Regions from separate parts of the Homo sapiens genome. Here all the other regions are linked to region 3. A link is a contact called in ENCODE Hi-C or POLR2A ChIA-PET data. All regions are on one chromosome and are shown on one strand. Each heading gives the region's core, a stretch centred on a gene start or an enhancer-like site at or near the end of the contact. The rest is flanking DNA. Distances are from core to core; before and after follow the strand shown.

The links. Hi-C counts contacts between places; a loop is a spot of excess contacts on that map. ChIA-PET counts read pairs that join two places held with the same protein, here RNA polymerase II (POLR2A). Pooled maps may share reads with other maps.
Region 1: a loop to region 3 is called in a map of CD8-positive, alpha-beta T cell, with 5 times the contacts of the local background. The contact joins the promoter of WAPL here to the promoter of IFIT5 in region 3. A Hi-C loop is called at or near these places in 2 of 168 maps with a recorded cell type or tissue (CD8-positive, alpha-beta T cell and naive thymus-derived CD4-positive, alpha-beta T cell) and 6 of 50 pooled maps.
Region 2: a map of naive thymus-derived CD4-positive, alpha-beta T cell shows a loop between it and region 3 (5-fold over the local background). The contact joins the promoter of GLUD1 here to the promoter of IFIT5 in region 3. A Hi-C loop is called at or near these places in 1 of 168 maps with a recorded cell type or tissue (naive thymus-derived CD4-positive, alpha-beta T cell) and 6 of 50 pooled maps. POLR2A ChIA-PET finds 5 or more read pairs at or near these places in 1 of 52 experiments (activated T-cell).

What each region holds. Positions count from the first base shown.
Region 1 is chr10:86,519,127-86,523,373 of GRCh38, forward strand. It overlaps WAPL (WAPL cohesin release factor), which reads right to left and starts at 2,666. Exons shown (of 19, transcript NM_015045.5): 1 at 2,239-2,666. WAPL-DT (WAPL divergent transcript) reads left to right here and starts at 2,821. Exons shown (of 2, transcript NR_186498.1): 1 at 2,821-3,283; 2 at 3,383-4,247. RefSeq lists silencers at 2,160-2,579, 2,720-3,279.
Region 2 is chr10:87,093,029-87,097,017 of GRCh38, forward strand. It overlaps GLUD1 (glutamate dehydrogenase 1), which reads right to left and starts at 1,815. Exons shown (of 13, transcript NM_005271.5): 1 at 1,297-1,815. The coding sequence starts at 1,741. SHLD2 (shieldin complex subunit 2) reads left to right here and starts at 2,178. Exons shown (of 10, transcript NM_001330112.2): 1 at 2,178-2,220; 2 at 3,906-3,961. RefSeq lists enhancers at 1-364, 2,769-2,828 and silencers at 1,049-1,388, 1,589-1,728, 1,849-2,548, 2,469-2,726.
Region 3 is chr10:89,412,529-89,416,274 of GRCh38, forward strand. IFIT5 (interferon induced protein with tetratricopeptide repeats 5) reads left to right here and starts at 2,040. Exons shown (of 2, transcript NM_012420.3): 1 at 2,040-2,275. The coding sequence starts at 2,271. It also overlaps a transcript of LIPA not described here. RefSeq lists enhancers at 1,897-2,206, 2,817-2,916, 3,017-3,086.

The DNA.
Region 1 (4,247 bases), core at 1,416-3,915, 2.9 Mb before region 3:
ACAGGACAAAAAAAAAAATCTTTAGGGCAGTAAATCAAGAGTCAAACATTTTTTAAAACAAGTTACTTGCATTAGTTCTGTGCCTATTAAAAAGTTATAGTACTTTTTAAACATGATCAATCAGTAACCGTTTGTCTAACACTTTGACCTTTCTACAGTTCAAACATGAATACATCGAATATAACTTTAAAAAGTGAACAAGGGCCTAAGGAATGAAAAATCATTACTTTGAAAGCTACAAGAATTGAAATTATATTTGACCTATACTTTTGAATATGTTTTGATCTACACTTGTTTTCCCTTGATTAACTTAAATTCTTACCATTTATAATGAGTCACTGTCTGAGTTTTATATAAATTCAGTAGTAGACCCCCCCCCATGTTTGGTGAGAACCCAATTTTAATTTGACAAGGTAATAATTTAGTCATCATACATATCTGCGTTAAGAGAAAACAGTGTTCCTGAAGGAGATGTATTTCATCTTCCACTGCAGCTCTAACACTAACAAGTCTTACTGTCTTTCTTGTTAAGTACAGCCTAAACAAAACAGGATACTGGGCAACTACCACGGACAACAAAATAAAAATCGATTCTCTGTTCCTTCAAGAATGTAAAGCTGAGATCCTGCAGGTCTGTAAGTGTACGTACACATACACACCAACAAAGATGGAATGTTTTGGATTCACTTATGTGCTAATCATCTAAAAATACTAACCAAAGGCCAAACCAAAAATCTAGACTTGAGTTCCTTTATGCCAACATCAGAAAAACTGTTAAAATGGTTCTATAACCACAAAGCATTCACTGTTGAAAGTTTGAAGTCTTCAGATGAATACCTGACACTAAGGACTTAATTATTTTATGTGATAAAAAATAATTTTGTGCTGGCTGGGGGCGGCAGGTCACGCCTGTAATTCCAGCACTCTGGGAAGCCAAGACGGGCAGATCACCTGAGGCCAGGAGTTCGAGACCAGCCTGACCAACATGGAGAAACCACGTTTCTACTAAAAATAGAAAATTAGCCGGGCGTGGTGGCGCATGCCTGTAATCCCAGCTACTCCGGAGGCTGGGGCAGGAGAATCAATTGAACCTGGGAGGCGGAGGTTGCGGTGAGCTGAGATCGCGCCACTGCACTCCAGCCTGGGCAACAAGGGCGAAACTCCGTCTCAAAATAATAATAATAATGATAATAATAATTTTGTGCCAAAAGACCACGTCTTTTACAAATACATAGTGAAATACTGATGAAATAACGTCAGCGATTTTCCAACATTAAGGAATGAGAAGTGTATAGATGAAATAAATTTGTTTAATAGTCACTGCTAAATCCAAGCGATGGGTACAGAGAAGTTCATTATATAATATCTCCTCCTGATTGCCTTTATCGTTTCCCACAATAAAATGTCTTTGCAATGGCATTATCTAAGCGTAAAGCACTACAGATTCCAAAATAAGTGTGCAGACGTCCTTGAAGTTAAATTTTAAGTGTTTCAAGTACACAATCTTGCTCAACCTTTAAACTCCAAAGACTGTCCTAACTAAAAAGGAAAGAATGATTGACGACTAAGTCTTTTCGGTCGTTCGGCTTTTGCCCTAGCCCAAAATCAGGTCGAATTTTGAGAGAAGTGCGCTGTGATTTAAAAAAAAAAAAAAAAAAAAAAAAGCAAAAAGCCTTTATACTTCACTCCCACCCTAATCTAGCGTCTTCCCGATCCCCAAAGGCTTTAAGGGCTTCCATTAAAGATGGAAAGCGGACGGGACGAACCTGACTAACCAGAAATCCTCACCTGGGGACAGCCGGGGCGCCACGGGCAGTGGGCGCGATGGACCCCTCGGACTAGACACTCAATGCAACTTTTCTCCTCCCAACCCGCGCCGCCCAGGAAAGGGAGGTCACTTTCGACGCCCCGGAAGCCTCTGCCACCGAATCCTTAAGGCAGTGCAAGGCCCCAGTGGCGGCCAGAGGCGGATGAAACCACGGGAAAGGACTCGGGGCTGAAATCAACACACTTGACTGGGTTTGGGGAGCTAAGTCAATCAGCAGTCGCCCGAAAAAGAACTCCGAAAAAGGAAAATAAAAGGGGAAAAAAAGAGTTCCTCAGGTCATTCCCCTGCCCAACTTCCTCAGCGGCCCGGTGGGCGAGGCAGTGAGACTTCCACCGCCCGCTCCCAGCCTCTGCCTCCCCCACCCTCCCGGCTCCCTCCCGGCCTAGGCGGCCGCCCGACACCTCACTTACCCTCGGAGCCTGGCGGGTGCTTTGGCCACGGGCCGCCTCCGCCTCTCCCGCTCCCTACGGCCCGCGGGCGGGCGCGGAACCCTCGCGCGGGAGAGCAGGGCCGGCAGGTGAGAGCCGAGAGAGGCGAGGGACTCTGCTTTCGGTAAATAGGAAGCCCGGTTGGGGGGGCAGGAGCGGCGGCCCCGCAACTTCCCTCCCCGCCTCGAGCGCCGCCGGCCGGGCCCAGGCCTAGCTCTCGCTGGCCGCCACTGCTGGAGCTGGTAACAGAGCCTGCTGTGTGCCCCCGCTGGGCCGCCGCCGCCTCCTGCGCCGCCGCTTCCGCCGGTGAATGGTCAGTGCTGGAGTTTGAACAGGGCCCTGAACCATCTCAACGCCATTTGCGCTCCCGGCCCCCACCTCCTTCCTCCAACAGCCGCTCGCTCCGTCACTCCGCTTCCCACAGTCCCCGCGCGGCCGCCCGACCCCGCAGCCAATCGCGCAGCCGCTTACTCAAACCGCCGCGCAGGCGCTGCGCCCCGCATGCTCCGGCGCCCGCCATTGGCCCGGCCGCGGAGCCCGACGGGAGTTGTAGTCCAGGTCCGCGAGGTCGCGGGCCGAGGACCAGGCGCGGGAGCGGGAGCGGGCGACTGGCCGGGCCCTCCCGGTCTCGGCAGCCACTTCTAGCTCCCGGCCCAGCCGGGAGACGCAGGTGCCACGGAGATGGGCAGCCGGGCGGGTGGCGCAGTGCAGGCAGCTGTATCAATCGCTTCCCCTCCAGGGACCCGCCGGTGCCTGGGGACCGCGGGCTGTGCAGCTGTGCCGGGCCTGCGGAGGCCGCCGCCCGGGAGCTGGGAGGCAGGGGGCGCGTGGTCAAGAGCCGCCCTCGACCTGGCCTGGTCGGTCCTGGCCCGGCGTAGGTGACGATGGCGGGGACCGCGAGGCGCCGGACACCCGAGGCCACGAGCAGCGTCGCCCCTCGCTTTTTCGCGCCCCTCCAGCCCTGCAGTCCTTCCTCTAAGTCCGTCTGCCCCTCACCGATTGAAAGTGGCCCCGAGAATATTGGATGGTATTGAGCAATTATCATTAACTTTGTTGGGTGTGGTAACGGTAATGTGGTTATGGTTTTTTGTTTTTTTTTTTTTAAGACCTACTGATGTGTTGACAGAGTGATCTGGTGTCAGGACTGTAAAATACGCCTATGAAAACTGGGGGAGAGGAATAAAACAAGCTGGCAGAACGTTTTTCATCGTTGAAGCTGCGTGATGCGAGCATATGTGCTCATCATACAGTCTCTTTACTTGTGTATCTGAAATTTTCCATAATAAAAAGTTTAAAGAAGTGAACCAGCGATTGCCTCTAGGGAGGACAGTGAGGTGGCGGATGACGGGAGGAAGGAGTCTTAATTTTTCGCTGTACGCCTTTTTGTGCTATCTTAGGTTTTTCCCATTCAATGTGTTACCTAATTCAGAAAATTGGTAAGTTTTTTTTAAGGCTACCATGGGAAAACAGCGTTCTAAAGAGTAGCGCAACCAGTTCCCCCTAAGAGAGGTGCATGATTCGTCGGACTCCGACAGCCTTGGTGTTTGTTAGGCGGTTAATGGAGACCCACCTGGGAAATTAGAAAACTACTAATTGCTTTCAGTGAGAAGCCCGCCCTTCTCCCACAAATGGATAATTTGCTTTTAATGCACCCAGAAGTTATCCAGCTCCCTCCGGTATAATCGGGGAAACTCCAAATAAAGGAAAAATAGTTCAGAGACCCTGCAGCTCTTCCCAAGAGGAATTTAAGGTGGATTTTAGTGTGGTTGGATTGTTTTGCCTACCTGACTGCAGAATTTATATTCTGACATTTACAATTTCCTAAATACTGAATCAGTACTTTTTCTTGTTTCAAAATAAATCAACTTCTTCTGTAGTTTATATGAAAAACAAGTCCATGTCTTCCACTGTGGGTGGGATGCACATGACTGTTTTATTTGGGTCAGTTTTGTCTCTTTTTTTAATTGGCAGTTTAGGAACTTGTTTTTATC
Region 2 (3,989 bases), core at 565-3,064, 2.3 Mb before region 3:
GAGCTAGGGGATAATTAAGCTCCAAAGTTAAGTCCTAGAAGTGGGCGGGGTCAATGCAAATTTAGTAAATCTTTAAAAACAACCTTTGTCCCCCCTGCTGGGAACACCAGCACCGCTCAAGTTTTTTCCGGTACAGAGAGGATTTCTAAAAATCCTCATAAGTCAGCGGGCATAACTGAAAGACCACAGAACCAGGTTTACTGAGACATGGGTCTAGCCCAACATCCTCTGTGCTTCTCAGCCAATCCACCTCCAACAAGACTCCTCGCCTCCCTGGGCTCTTTATTCCATATAATTTTTCTTTTTTACAGTAGACAAAAGTGGTTTGTCCTTTCCATTTTATGTTACTAAAGAGGTATGATGCAATGTATTGGGGGGAAAAAAGCTCTTATTTGCTCGAAGAAAGCAATCTGACTACAGAGGCCAAATCTACAGACATTAAATGATTTAAACCACAGGATAACCCAGTGACTACCAAACATTATCTGACCCCTTTCTTCACGTACTATATTTTTCCTGAAGCTCAAATTCAGGGCTAGCCAGGACCAGTACACACCCCCAGAGCTATTTCATTCCATTGGCTGGCTGGCCATCCGCAGCCTACAACCTGTAAATTTACTGTCAGGACGCCAGGTGTTTATTTGTCAGAGATATTACATTGCTTGTGATTTTTTTGTGTTTTTCCTTTTTTTTGGTATAAAACAGAACTTGTCAGAATGGGAAAATTACTTAATTGAAACGATTAACGCGTGATTAGTAAATTCCTTTGGTTAATAAAACTGTCTAGATTTCAAACTTAGAAGCCAAGTCATTTTCTATGTTCGGATATCATCTGTCACTATTGGAACAGGAGTGAACAAATACCAGAAAATAATTTGACAGCTTGCATTTAGGGGAGACTCACAAAAGCCCAAGAACACTGACGAGGCATTATCACACGGGCAGGTCATTCCCTTTCCTAGAAGTGCATTTCGGCAGGACCCGCCGTGTGTGACACAGACACCGGGACCAAAAGGAGACCGGTGCAGCGTCTACTCTGCATGCAAGATCAGCATATACAGAGGCCCGGGGTGACGGCGCGGGGGAGGGGGCAGGCCAATCGCATGATGATTTTAAGGCGGAAAAATCACCATCCACAGAGCCGGCCACATCCGAGGCGGGGTGACCCGGGCGGGGACCCGGCCCGCTCCAGCTGGGCTGGGCTGGGCTGAGCAGCGGCCCCGCACCGGCAGGAGGCCGGAGGGGAGGGCCGCAGGGGAGGCAGGGAGGGCGGGACGGGGCCCGGCCGACGCTCACCTCCCTTGCAGGGCGTGCGGTGCTGGCTGTGCTGGGCCCGGTAGCCTTCGATGACCTCCCAGGAGCCGTCGTCGCGCCGGATGGGGAAGGAGAGACTCAGCACATGGTTGCAGGGCTTGATGATCCGCAGGATGCCGCGCACCCGGTTCCGCTTCTGCTCCTCGCTCTCCCGGGTCCTCAGGTCCTCCACCAGCTTGTCCTCCACGATGCTGGCGCCGCGATCGAAGAAGCCCTCCACCATCTTGAAGAAGTTGGGGTCGTCCTCGCGGTCGGCCACCGCCTCGCTGTAGTGGCGCCGGGCGGCCAATGCCAGCCCCGGCTGCGGGGCGGCGGCGGGCTGTCCCCGGGCCCAGCCCAGCAACGCGGCCGAGTCGGCGGACGCCGAGCCCAGGGCAGCGGGCCCGGCCCGGGACAGCAACAGCGCTTCGCCCAGGTAGCGGTACATGGCCACAAGCGGAGGGGAGGTGCGTGATGGTCGCGAAACAGGCGCGCTTTCTCAGACTCCCCGCGACTAGGGAGGAAGGGTCCCGCGCGGGTTGCCCTTTTAAGCCGCAGCTTCCTGCTTGCCCGGCTGTCCCCTCCCCTCGGGCGCTCGCCACCTAACGGGGAGGACGGACTTCGGGGACAGGGCGCCGCCCAGGGCGCCGGGCCTCCGCCTCCGCCGCGGCCTCCCCGGGCCTCGCTGGCGGCAGCGCGCGCCGGCGGGGCGTCGGGGGCGCGCAGGCGCGGGCGGGCTCGGCGCGCACGCTCGCGCGCCAGTGGGGAAGGGAGGGGAGGGGAGAGGAAGGGCGGGGAGGAGAGTGGAGGGGAACGGACGGGAGGGGCAGGGAGGGGAAGGTCGGGGCGGGTCGGGGCGGGTCGGGGCGGGCCCACGGGCGGCCGGATTTGCCCGGAGGCCGCACCCGCCTCCGGCGGGGCTCTCAGGTATGTGCGCCGCGGGGGTCCCTCAGGGGGGTTGGGGGTAGCCCAGGGAGGTCGGGGTCGGGGGCTGGCCTCTGTAGGGCGCTCAGAGGCCGAGTCCCCCCGAGCGCCGCGTGGGTGAGGCTTGGCGGTCTGGTCGGGGACCGGGTCATGTGAGTCACGGGCGCCCCTCCTTTCCGCCCGCGCGCCCTCGGAACGGGCGGCCCACCCTGGCCTGTCCTCTGGCGGCCTCAGGCCGGGGCCGGGCGTGCAGGGGCTGACACGTGGGCAGGAAAGCGAGGCAGAGCCGCCGCCGCGTAAGGCCGGGCTGAGGGCTCGGCGTCACCAGCCAGGGCTGCAGAGAGCGGCGTGGCACCCGGAGTTGGATTATGCGTGGCTGGCGTGAGCTGGAAGGGAGTCACTCGCCCACAAGCTCTCACCACGCGAGCTTTTATTGTCCCGTTCAACTGCTCCGCAGTGTGGAGATCGCATAGTTACGCACGTCGTGGTTGTGTCGCCCCACAGTACTGACTGCTTCACCTTTGCAGACAGAGGCTCCGGCCCGGCGCGGTGGCTCACGCCTTTAGTCCTAGCACTTTGGGAGGTCGAGGCTGGAGGATGGCTTGAGCCCAGGAGTTCGAGGCTGCAGTGAGCTACGATAGCTCCACTGCACCCCAGCCTGGGCAACAGAGGGAGACCCTATCTCCCTCTGAAATAGTCTAAAATAAGGAAACTAGAAATGCGATAATGCCCCCAGGAAATTCTTTCTCAGGAATATATGTATTTGTTAAATGGTTCAGTATATGATTTATTTTTTATTTTATTTATTTATTTGAGATGGAATCTTGCTCTGTCGCCCAGGCGGGAGTGTAGTGGCACCATCTCGGCTCACTGCAGCTTCCACCTCCCTGGGTTCGTTCTAGCGATTCTCCTGCCTCAGCCTCGGGGTAGCTGGGATTACAGGCCCGCGCCACCACGCCCGGCTAATTTTTGCATTTTTAGTAGAGACGGGGTTTCGCTGTGCTGGCCAGGCTGGTCTCCAACGCCTGACCTCAAGTGATCCGCCCGCCTAGGCCTCCCAGAATGCTGGGATTACAGACGTGAGCCACCGCGCCTGGCCTCAGTATATGATTTATAAGCTTTATGCTGTATGAGGGTTCAGTTATGTATTTATACATACTTGATAGGAAATGCTAAAGTTCACATTCCTATGGATAGCTTTTGGTGCTTTTCAAACTAACGAGGCTGGCACGGTGGCTCACGCCTGTAATCCCAGCACTTTGGGGGCCAAAGCAGGCTGATCGCTTGAGGCCAGGAGTTCAAGACCAGCCTGGGCTCGTCTCTATAAAAAGAAAATAAAAAATAAAGCTCTAATGACAGTCATTAAAACTAGCTGCCAAACACCACATTACTAGCGTTAGCGGTCTCAGTGTACTTGGGTGGTTTTAAAATGACACCCATTGGACCTGCAAAACGATGGTGCTTCCCGATATGTTCATGTTATTCATCTTTTAGAATATGGAAGAGAAAGTTCTTAGTTCTCGAAATATTGTGTAAAATATAAGGTGACAACCTGGATCTGTTAAATGACATTCATCTAAGTGTACTCTCAAAGTCAAAATTATCTTTTCATACAGGTGGAACTTATATTTTACCTTACTTGCTAAATAAGTCATTGTCATTAATTGTATTTGCACTGTGTTTTTCAGTGAAAAATGTACTCTGACCTGAATCCTGAATTTTCCTTGATGGTCAAAAGATTAAGGTATCAAATTTCCTTTTTTCTGGATGTA
Region 3 (3,746 bases), core at 790-3,289:
TCGGGTCTGCTTCCACGTCGTGGAAGTTTTGTTCTTTCGCTCTTCGCAACGAATCTTGCTGCTGCTCACTCTTTGGGTCCACACTGCCTTTATGAGCTGTAACACTCACCACAAAGGTCTACGGCTTTACTCCTGAAGTCAGTGAAACCACGAACCCACCGGGAGGAACGAACAACTCCGGACGCGCCACCTTTAAGATCTGTAACACTCACTGTGAAGGTCTGCAGCTGCACTCCTGAAGTCAGCAAGACCACGAACTCACCAGAAGGAAGAAACTCCAGACACATCTGAACATCGAAAGGAACAAACTCCAGACACGCCATCTTTAACAACTGTAGCACTCACAGCGAGAGTCCGCAGCTTCATTCTTGAAGTCACCAAGACCAAAAACCTACTGGAAGGAACCAATTCCGGACACACCATCACCTACGTATTAAGCTCAGCATCACTTAGCTATACTTCTTGATGCTCTCCCTCCCACCACCCCCAACTCCAACAAGCCCCAGTGTGTGTTGTTCCCCACTGTGTCCGTGTGTTCTCATCATTTAGCTCCCACTTACAAGTGAGAACATGCAGTGTTTGGTTTCTGTTCCTGCATTAGTTTGCTGAGGATAATCACTGGAAATACTTGCTCTGTATTTAGAGTTCATAAAATTTGCAACTTATAAAAAGCAGATTCGTATACCTAAGTTATTCCAAATGTAAGTTTTCTATTAACTTATCAGTTTTTAAATTTATATTAAATTAAAAATCAGGTTCTTAATAGCCACAGGTGACCAGCAGTTTCTGTATAAGACAGTACAACTGTTAGAAGTGATTGCTTTAAATGAGGCACTCGCTTCAGGCACTAAGTTTTGAGGGGTGGGGTGCCAGAAGCTCAGTGATCAAGGTAGACAATATTTCAATGCAATATGTTTTTAAAAATTCAAAATCAGGCCAAGCATAGTGGCTCATGCCTGTAATCCCAGCATTTTGGGAGGCCACGATGGGCGGAACAATATTTAAGGTTTAGAAAAATATTTGTGCCCAGGTGTTGGAGACCAGCCTGGGCAACATGGCAAAACCCCGCCTCTACAAAAAATAAATTAATTAGCCCGACATAGTGGTGCACGCATATAGTCCCAGCCACTCAGGAGGCTGAGGTGGGAGGATCGCTTGAGCCATGAAGGTTGAGGCTGCAGTGAGCTGTCATCTCACCACTGCACTCCAACCTGAGTGACAGAGTGAGACCCTGTCTCAAAAAAAAAAAAAAAACCAAAATCAATGCAAAAGATGAATTATGGACAGGATATTGAGGTTTTGAATACAGACATTAACTCAATAAGGGTAAGGCCCGTGTCTGTTTTCTTTATTGTTATATTGACAGTACTTTGAACAAAGTCTGGCTCTTACAGTTGTTTGTCAATATTTGCTGAATGAATTCAAAGGGGACAAAATGTTTAAGGTATGGGTGTTTGACATTTTCTGCCTAGATCCCCAATACCACTCTTGTCTTTATTGGGTCCTTATTACAAAGCACCATTGGCGAAGGTATGGAAGAGAAGCAGTCTCCTACAATTGTGGGTAAGAGTGGATTTTTAAAGCTATTTGGCAATATCCGTCAAAACTTAAAATGTATATAGATTTTAGCTCCAAATTTCTCAGTTTACACCCAACAGAAATAACAGCATAGATGTATAGCATTGCAGTGTTGCTTGTTGAATCAAAAGACTGGAGTGGAAGCAGGGACTTAAGTTTCCGCCTGTAATCCCAGCACCTTGGGAGGCAGAGGCGGGCGCATCCCTTGAGATCACGACTGGGTGACACAGTGAGACGCTATCTCAAACAAACAAACAAACAAACAAACAGTTACACGGGCAGCATGCGAACTCAGCGTACTCAGGGAGGCAGATAAAAGCCGAGACCAAAGTGAAGGAGCCCAGCTGCAAATTCAACTCCGAAAGACCCTGGACTCCGCAAACGTCTGGCCGCGGCTCTTGAGCTCTTCTATTAAGTTTCGGTTTCTGAAGCTTACGTTTAGTTTCGATTTCTTAAGTTTCAGTTTCTGAGCGCTCGGCATCTGATTCAATCTCCAGTTTCCTGTTCTTGCTGGGGCTGGGGTCTCTCCTTTAACAAAGACACGCCGCGCGGCCGAGTCCAGGGGCTGCAGAGGCCTGGCGCGCGCACGCGCACGCGCACGCCCACCGCGCGGCTTCCCGCGGTCCCCGGTGCTGAGGAGAGAGCGATCCGAGGGACTGCGCCGCCCGGACGGCCTGCAGAGCGCTGCCATCATGAGGTAAGGGTTTTCCTTTGCCTCTCCTCCCAAGCCCTGCGTCGGCCTTGGTTTCAAACCGGGCTGCTTTTATTCATTTCCAGCGCAGTTCTGCGGCCTTTTCAGGGGCCGAGCCCCTCGCGCCCAGCAACCGGGCATCTGCGTTGGGGACCCTCCCCGGGCGCTCTGTCCCGGCGCGCGGCGTCTGAAGTCGGGCCTGCCGGGGAGGGTGGCCGAGTGGACGCTTCTCGGGAGTCCGGCCCCTCCCCAGCGCCTAAGAAGGCCGGTCAGGGAGGAGGAACAGGAGATGCTCCCCGGGAGCCTGTCCCATCCCTGGCGTCTGCGGTCGGGACTGTCAGGGTATGTGCCGGGCGACGCTCCCCCGGAAGGCCTGTCCACCCATCGCGACCCGACGGCTCTTCTCGGCAGCGGCGACGGTGACCGTGCTGGGTCCGCGGCCGCCGCCTCCGGGAAACTGGTCAGCGCCTGCAGAGCCCCCAGGCGCTGTTCCGGGGGCAGCTGCTACGTGCCACGGGTCTCCTTAGGCCTGTCGCGTGCCTCTCTTTCCAGCTGCCATTCCCTCGGTGTGGCATACGCGGTTTCGCCGCAGCCCTGCAGGCGTCAGGTTCGCCTGCCACTGCCAGTTTGCGTTTCTGATTTCTGGGTCTGAGTTCTTCCCTTCCCAGGAGCTACCTCTGTACCAAGCACAGATTGTTATCGTCCCACCCAATCCGCTGTTTTATGAGGATTTCTTTATCTGTTTCCTTTACTGATTTAGTATGATGGCGTCCTTTTCTTGATCATTTTGTATCCCCAGGGGCTAGCACCCCGCCCTGCACGTGGTTAGTGAACCTTCCGCATTTAATGAGTTGAGGAATGAGATGTTAAGGTCTTGGGCTCTAAAAGCAGATAGTCCCTTGTTCTAAATCCGGACTGAACTCCTACTAGTTGAGTGATCCCAAAGTTTCTCAAACTCTGTGAGTCTGTTCCTTATTTGTAAAAATTAATGGTGTCCATCTCTTGGGACTGTGGAAAAGGACAGTAATAAATCCTATCAGTTGACTGCTTAGCACATAATACTTGCACAATAAATGTTAATTATTCCCATTATAAGTTTAAAAAAAAAGTTTAAGTGCCACCCACACATCTAACTTTATTTTTGAGACGGAGTCTCGCCCTGTCACCCAGGCTGTAGTGTAATGGCTCCATCTCGGCTCACTGCAACCTCCGCCTCCCGGGTTCAAGCCATTCCCCTGCCTCAGCTTCCCGTGTAGCTGGGATTACAGGCGTGTGCCACCACGCCTGGCTAATTTTTTGTATCTTTAGTAGAGACGCGGGTTTCACCATGTTGACCGGGCTGGTCTCGAATTCCTGACCTCGTGGTCCACCCGCCTCAGCCTCCCAAAGTGCTGGGATTACAGGCGTGAGCCACAACGCCTGGCCACATCTAACATTTGTAAGAAAGGAGAGTGCTATCAGGAAGGGGCTTGACAAC